Linked DNA regions of Homo sapiens: region 2 is linked to region 1. A link is a contact called in ENCODE Hi-C data. All regions are on one chromosome and are shown on one strand. The core of a region is the stretch at or near the end of the contact, and the rest is flanking DNA. Distances in the headings are between cores, read along the strand shown.

What was found. A loop is a pair of places that touch in the nucleus more often than their neighbours do. Pooled maps may share reads with other maps.
Region 2: a loop to region 1 is called in a map of heart right ventricle, with 6 times the contacts of the local background. The contact joins the promoter of TREX2 here to the enhancer-like site in region 1. A Hi-C loop is called at or near these places in 17 of 168 maps with a recorded cell type or tissue (A673, Caco-2, IMR-90 and 11 more), 5 of 37 single-sample maps with no recorded cell type and 24 of 50 pooled maps.

The regions. Positions count from the first base shown.
Region 1 is chrX:153,030,841-153,034,500 of GRCh38, reverse strand. No RefSeq gene overlaps it. Among named protein-coding and RNA genes, the nearest start is that of PNMA3, 24 kb to the left of the region's middle. Within about 2 kb of position 1,905, at least 10 of the 41 ENCODE cell types and tissues checked have a DNase peak (open chromatin) inside an H3K27ac peak, as active enhancers do.
Region 2 is chrX:153,443,623-153,447,606 of GRCh38, reverse strand. TREX2 (three prime repair exonuclease 2) reads left to right here and starts at 1,551. Exons shown (of 2, transcript NM_080701.4): 1 at 1,551-1,598; 2 at 2,112-3,134. The coding sequence starts at 2,177. The coding sequence ends at 2,887.

The DNA of each region.
Region 1 (3,660 bases), core at 656-3,155:
GGGGACAGAACTGGCGGATAAAATGGAGATATGATGGGGACCACCATACCTGTTAATACATCCTAGAGGTCTTTAAAGTGGCTCTAACCTCCATTATGCCTCCTGCAAAATTGTTTTTAAGGTCACCTTCAGAGGCAGATAGATCCCCACTCAAAAATTGGCTAGGATGTTAAGACTGATGACACCACATACACACCAAGAGGACAAGAAAAGTTTCACTACTTATGTAATTGAGGGTTTTCAGGAGAGGGGAGCAGTCATCTCCAGCAATTCCAAAATGGCTTCTGGAAGCAAAGGAAGGAGAGTGGCCTAGGTTTTCACTGAGGTTAGAAGTGGGGGGCCAAGATGAGAATTCCCACATGGAGACAGGAAATTGCATGGTTTGAATTTCCTTCATGCAGCAAAGAAGGGAGCATGCAGGCTTTTTTGCCAACTTGCTCAGAGGTAAGTTACAATGGGAAAAGGAAAGGTCAGTTTCTAGGGAGAATAAAGACTGAGGCAGGTGCTTCTCCAAGCACTGCTGCTGCTCTGGGAAAGGGAGGATCTTAGTTACTTGAAAGTTAAACTTTAAAGTGGCCCGTGCTCTGCCTGGCCTTCAGTCAGGAAGGGGTTATATGCTAGAAGGAATATAAAGTACGGCCAAAAGACAAAACCACTGTGAAAAGAGATGACATTGGGCTTTCTCAGGTGCTTGGAACCCATGCCAGCACAGAAATTGCTTGACTTCGTATAAGCAGACCAGGAAGATACTGTGGACATAGACCAGACTGGGCAACAGAGCAAGACTGTGTCAAAAAAAAAAAAAATGACAATGGGAAAGTCACAACTGTGCTGTCACTCCCTGTGTAATAATTGAGCTTTCGTTGAATGATACTGAGGGCCTGTCCAGGCAGGAGTAAGAATGTTAGATTTCCAAATATACTGTTTGGGGTGCCATCACAAGCATCAAGGAGGCAGGAGATGGTATACCATACTGGACAGTTTAGGAGACATTTTGAGTATCAAAATGCATCAGCCCCCCATCCTTCACCTTTGGACTCATGCCAGAGCAACAGAGCCAGCAGGCTTGCTAACTGTTGACAGAAGGAGCACATCACAAACTGGAAGCGGTAGAGTGTAATGAAAGCAGCACGGGTCCCAGAATTAAGAAGTCTGGTTCTGCAATTTTGTAACCAGAGCAGTTCCCACCAATCTCTTGTCCTTGGTTTCTACCTTTAAACAAAGAGAGACTTCATGATCTCTGGGGCTAGGGAAAGTAAGGCTCCACTGCCCTGCAGGATGTCAGGATGACGCCACCCCCATGGCGCTCCCTCATCAAACTCCTAGGGAACAAAGTCCCTCCTCACTGAGCCCCACAGACGAGCCCCGGTCAGCCCAAGGGCCCAGCATGGTTGGAGGGTCCAGCTGCCCTCCCTGTCTGCACGTCCACACCCCCTTACCCTGGACAGCCCTGACGACCGTTGTCTGGTGTCCCAGAGCCATGGCCGCCAGGGCTCCCTGCGAAACAAGCTCAGGCCACAGGAGCCCCGTTCGGCCCCCGCGGGACCGCGCTCCCTCCCGCCGGCGACGGTCCACGCGCGGTCACCCCAAGGCCACTCTGGCCACGGCTGCAGACCTTGAGCGTGGGAAGGGGCAGCCAGCTCCTCGGGCCCATTCGTGATCCTCGGGCGTCCTCTGGCGGCCAGAGCGGGCGTGACCTCAGGAGAATCCCCGCCGAGGCCGAACTCGCCCCGATGGCCGTTTCGCTTTGTGGACGGTCGCATTTTCCCAGCGGGCACTGCGACCGACTGTGACTGTGGTTCCGGGTATGGTGGTTGCACGCCTGTGGTCCCAGCTAGTCGGGAGGCTGAGGCGGGAGAATCGCTTGAGCCCAGGAGGTCGGGGTTGCAGTGAGCTATGACAGCGCCACTACACTCCACCCTGGGCAACAGAGCGAGACCATTTCTCAAAAAGAATAAAATGACAACCGGAAATATACGACCGTGCTGTCGCGGCTGCAGGAAATGGCGGCGTGCCCAGGCGCACTCATGACGGCTGCGTGCTCGTCAAGGTGCACAGGCGCGCACGCGTAGCGTACACTGGTGAAAGTTGCGCATTTGGACAGGCGACACGTCCTGCGCCCGCTACCCAGACTCTGGGGAAGGCAAGGGGTGCCGCTCTGTTCTACTCCTTTTCCTTATCCATCTCTTCTGTCTTTCCAAAGAGATGGTGAAAGCTCCACACACAGGATAAACATGAGGAACTGAGGAACAGTTAAAAAGATGTCTATGCTAGAGCTTCAACCCAGGCCTCCGCCCCAGCCTGCTGTCCCCTGCCTGCCCTTCCACGTCTTATGCACTTCGTTCTGGGAGCCTCCATGCATGCCCTGGGGAGCAAGCCACACATTGCCCTCGCACGGCAGTGTTCCGTCAACTGGCACCATCCAGCATGTTCAGCTTGGTTTCTTTCCTCATCCTCATAAGCCACTGACTCTGGGTTGGAACCACCATCGCAGTTAGGTCATTCTCTACAATCGCTGGCCTACTATGCCCTGACCGTATCCCAGTGAGCACAATAGGGTCAGAATTCCAGGCCACTGTTGTCCCCCAACTTCCATTTTATCCCAAAGAGACCTTTCCCACTAGTTTCCCACAGCAGAGGCGAGACCGGCTGGAAAATGGAATGAAATTTATTGAAGAGAAACGTGTACCGAAATCACTGAAAAGAAGGGAACCACAACACAGAGAGAAACTGCAAACAGCCACTACAGGACACAGGTCCTAGGATCCCTCCTCCTGGGGTTCCTGGCAAGGCGCCTCGTCTACCCCCGTCCTGCTGCCGACCCCACTGCTACCTCCCTCCTTCCCGAGGGCCCCAGGGCCCGCCTCTTGCCAGGACGTGGACTCTGGCAGTGTCCACCGGCTTCAGGGAGCCCCCTCCCAAGCCCATCTGCTGGGGCAGGGCCCTGCCCTATAGTCATCACAGACAGTCACAGGACACCAGTAAACACAGCAGGGAACAGCCCACCAGGTCGAGGAAACAGTCACAAGTAACAACAGGGGTGGAATGCCAAAGCATAAAGCTCTCCTGGGAGCCTCAGGCAGGGCAGCCCCACTCCGTCCCGGGTCCGGCTCTTCCTCCCACAGTCATGGTTACCATCGTGGTCACAGGGTGAGCATTGGCCGCGCCCTGGTTCCTCCTTCCCGCCATCTCCTGGGTCTGTGCTGGGGGCCTCCGGGGAGGAGCAGCTCAGAGAAGAACACACACAGCTCCACGAGAACAAGCAGCCACTGGCCTAGATCTACACCAGGAAAGCAGAGGTGGTGTTTAAGATGCAGGACAGACAGCAGTGAGCAGAACCTGGGCTCACAGGAAGCTCACAGCACATGCCCCGGGCCTAGTGGCGGCCGCCCGGGTGGGTGCACAACACACAACTTTGCACAGGAACGACAGCTAGCAGTGGGTGGGCGTCTGCTGGGCGCGTGGGTCACTACGGGGCCTAAACAGGTGAGGGTGGGCTTCCCAGAACAGGGGGCAGCCTGCCCCGGGGACGGCAAATGGGGCAACCCTCTTGGGAGACCCAGGCAGCTGGCACCCTTGAGAGGACCTCTTTCCCCTGTCTCTCCCAACCCAGGACAAGGGGTGGGGGACAGACATCTTCAGGTGCCCCCACCCAGGTCG
Region 2 (3,984 bases), core at 302-2,801, 410 kb before region 1:
CTGAGCTGCTCAGGTGGCCCAGGTCTGGGCAGGCTGGCGGCGGCCCTCCTGTCATCTTGGCGGGCCTGGGCTGCGTCCTCTTCCTGTGGCTCCACTCCTCCCTGCTGCTGCCAGCCACTTGAAAGCAGAGAACCCACTGTCGCCTCCCCCGGCTGGCCTTAGGGTCCTGTGCGAGACGCACCCCTCAGCCGCCCTCCTTGAGTGCCCCTGGATCCCCCGCGGGGTACCAGTTTCCTGCTCCTCCCTGGCTGGGCGCTCAGCTCTGGGCTGGGGAATTCAGCCTGACTGGTTGTCCAGGAAGATGCTGTCTGGGCTTCCCAGGGTGACCCAGTATCTCCCTGAGCAGTGTGCCTGTCACAGCTGCCTCCCTCCCTGTGAGTACCGGAACAGGCGTGACTGGTAGGGCCTCTGCCTCCTTGGGGCCATTGTACCTGCTGCTGCCCGCCCCACCCTGCTCCCTCCTGGCACCATCTCCTTTGCTTCCCCAAGGTCCCTGTGGGCACACAAGGCAAGGAGGCCAGGAGGAGCCAGGTGCCAGACCCCCCTCCATCCCAGTCGCCTGAGGCATCCCCCAGCCACCACTGTGAGAGGTGGGAGGCCGGGCAGGCCTGTGGTCACCATGGTGCAGGTGCACCACCTGATTTATAGGCCAAGGGACTCCTCTTGGTCACCTCTCTGTGCCCCCAGCATGGGGCTGGCCCTGCAGTGCACCCACCATCAAGGGCTGTTGTCTCTTGCTCCAGAATGAGGTCTTCAGGGCGCCACTGCTCGCAGGACCGGGAAGGACCTGGTGCCCTTTGCCTGGAGCGGGATAGACAGGGCAGGTCCCTGAGCCTGGGGTCCGAGGGGCTGGGCTTCACTCCTCCTGTAGTCCCGGCGCTCCTGGCCCACCCCCTAACGTTGCTTATCTGTGGTGGAGGAAGCATTAGCTCAGCTGCGGCCTGCACAGCTCCCGGGCCAGGCCCACCTCCCTTCCTTCCCCAGCAGCCACTGTTAGGTGCACGGTAGACATGATGAAGCGACGTCCTTAAAGCAGATAGCATCTCCCGAGGCTGCCCCATCCCTAGGTTTTGGGGGAGCACCCCTTCCCCTTTGGAGGCTGAGCACGGCATGTGTGGGCACCTTGGTCACACTCCAGAGCTCGCTTCATCCCCACGAGCGGCACCTGATCTCCAGTGACGGGGAGACTGAGGCCTGGCAAAGAGGACCTGTTGCCTTTGTGTAACTGGCCCCAGCATGGGGGAGGCATTGGCCCCAGCATGGGGGAGGCATTGACCCCAGGCCTGCCAGGCCTGGCAGCCACAGCCTGGCTAGGTGGAGGTTACTGCCTTCCGCACCACTCTGGCTTCCTCCCCGTGCCTGTGAAGAGCTCGGGGCCTGCTTCCTAATTTGTAAACACGGGGCGTGTGTCTCAGTGGCTGTGAGCTAGCGAGGGGGTGGCGAGCGAGCCGGCTGCGCAGGTCCTGAGGCCCCAGGCCTCATTGTTGGCCAACAGGCAGCTGGGGGCGGGCTGCGGCCGCTGATTAAAGGCCGCCTAGAGCAGCCTGTGTGGCGACAGGTGCCCAGAAGCCCAGGAAGCCGGTCAGTGCCCGCCCCAGGTAAGCTGGTGTGGTGGGGTTGGCAAGGACAGTCTCCCCGGGAGCCTGGGGGCAAGCAGGCAGAGGCCAGCTCGGGACCAGCACCTGTGTGCCAGGGACAAGGGTGGGGAGGTCGAGCCCAGCGGGAGCTGGGTGCACTGCATGGGCTCTTTCGGGTGGCTGCTTGCCTGCTTCCCGGCAGCTGGTTCCAGGGCTGGAGACCCAGTGTGCTATGCCCCAGGTTCCCAGCCAAGGCATTCCGGTGAAGGGGCTGGACCCCGCCAAGGTGCGGTCCCTGAGCTGCCTCTGCCTCTCCCAATCCCTGCTGGGGACTGTGGCTGGAGGCAGGCAGTAGAGCGCTCTGAGGCCTGCCTTTTCTGTTCAGTAGGTGACAGGAGTGGGGCTGACGCTCCCAGAGCCAAAGGTCACAGGTGCTGTGGTCGGGGGTGGCAGGAAGTGAGCCCCAGAAGGGTCAGAGCTTTGGCTAGGGGGAGGATGGTACACAGCAGGGCCCGGGCGAACCCCTCTCTCCAGTCCTCAGGGTTTGTGCCTCTCGCTCGGACAGTTTGAGGACTTGCTATCCCCGTGGGAACATCACCATGTCCGAGGCACCCCGGGCCGAGACCTTTGTCTTCCTGGACCTGGAAGCCACTGGGCTCCCCAGTGTGGAGCCCGAGATTGCCGAGCTGTCCCTCTTTGCTGTCCACCGCTCCTCCCTGGAGAACCCGGAGCACGACGAGTCTGGTGCCCTAGTATTGCCCCGGGTCCTGGACAAGCTCACGCTGTGCATGTGCCCGGAGCGCCCCTTCACTGCCAAGGCCAGCGAGATCACCGGCCTGAGCAGTGAGGGCCTGGCGCGATGCCGGAAGGCTGGCTTTGATGGCGCCGTGGTGCGGACGCTGCAGGCCTTCCTGAGCCGCCAGGCAGGGCCCATCTGCCTTGTGGCCCACAATGGCTTTGATTATGATTTCCCCCTGCTGTGTGCCGAGCTGCGGCGCCTGGGTGCCCGCCTGCCCCGGGACACTGTCTGCCTGGACACGCTGCCGGCCCTGCGGGGCCTGGACCGCGCCCACAGCCACGGCACCCGGGCCCGGGGCCGCCAGGGTTACAGCCTCGGCAGCCTCTTCCACCGCTACTTCCGGGCAGAGCCAAGCGCAGCCCACTCAGCCGAGGGCGACGTGCACACCCTGCTCCTGATCTTCCTGCACCGCGCCGCAGAGCTGCTCGCCTGGGCCGATGAGCAGGCCCGTGGGTGGGCCCACATCGAGCCCATGTACTTGCCGCCTGATGACCCCAGCCTGGAGGCCTGAGCACCAGGGCCACCTCCTGTGCCATGGACAGTGCCAGCCTCCACCGTTCAGCTGGCCTCTACCACCCCCGGCTCCTCCTATCTGGGCAGCCTCAGGTCCGTGCACCTGCCAGGCCTTCCCTGGCTGCCTGACCAGCCATACGGCCCTGGATTCCTCTCCAGGCCCCGCTTCCAGGGCCGTGCTCTCCCGGCTGGCCTGGGTGCCCAGCAGAGTTTGCTGTTTCCCAATAAACATTGCCAACTACTCACCCTCCGACTAGCTGGCCAGATACTAGGGGCTGGACTCCCTCGACCCCCTGCTGAGCAGGGCCAGGCGGTGAGCCATGCCAGGGGCCAGCACAAGACCTCCAGGGCCGCCCCCCTATGGCCTCTCCTCGCGGTGAGGACCGTGGGTGGCTGGGTAGGGAGACGTCAAGCTCTTGGGTTGGTCTGAGGGCTGATGGGTTGTGGCTGTGGGCTGATTGCCGCCCATCTGCATTGTCACCCCAGAGGCCCAAAGAAGCCATGAGTAGGGCCTTAAGCCCACAGAGCCGGCCGCCTGCCTGGGCACAAAGCTCAGCTGCAGCGCTTGCCCGCCGTGGGACCTGGAGTCTCTGTCCCTGCTCTGTGAAGTGGTAACAGGGTGAAATGTTAAGAAACGGGGTGCTGGGGAAAAGGGAGGTGCCCCCACATGTGGGCATGCACATGTACATGTACATGCTAAGGGCCCTGACGGTGCACGGAGCAGAGGTGGGGTGGCTGGTGCTGTGAGGGTGACCCTGGAAGGGAGCCTATCCTGCAGCCCGTGTCCCCGTAGGGCCAGGAGGCCGCTCGGTGGGAGGGCAGCTTCTGGCCACCGCACTGTGCTTTGGGTTCCCTGCTAACCTGCCTCAGGGGCCCCACCCTGAGGCACTTCCAGTCTTGGGAGGCCTCATGGGTGGGGAGAGACCTGTCACCAACGCTGGGTCAGGTAAGAAGGGATGGGGTGGCCACGCCTGAGAGTGACTCACATGAGCAAAGCCTGAGCCTCCAGCCAGCTGGACAATCTGGGAAGCCCTAAGTAGGTCAGAATGACTGGAGCCACTGCAGCGTGCACGGTGGTAGGATGGTGAGGCCAGA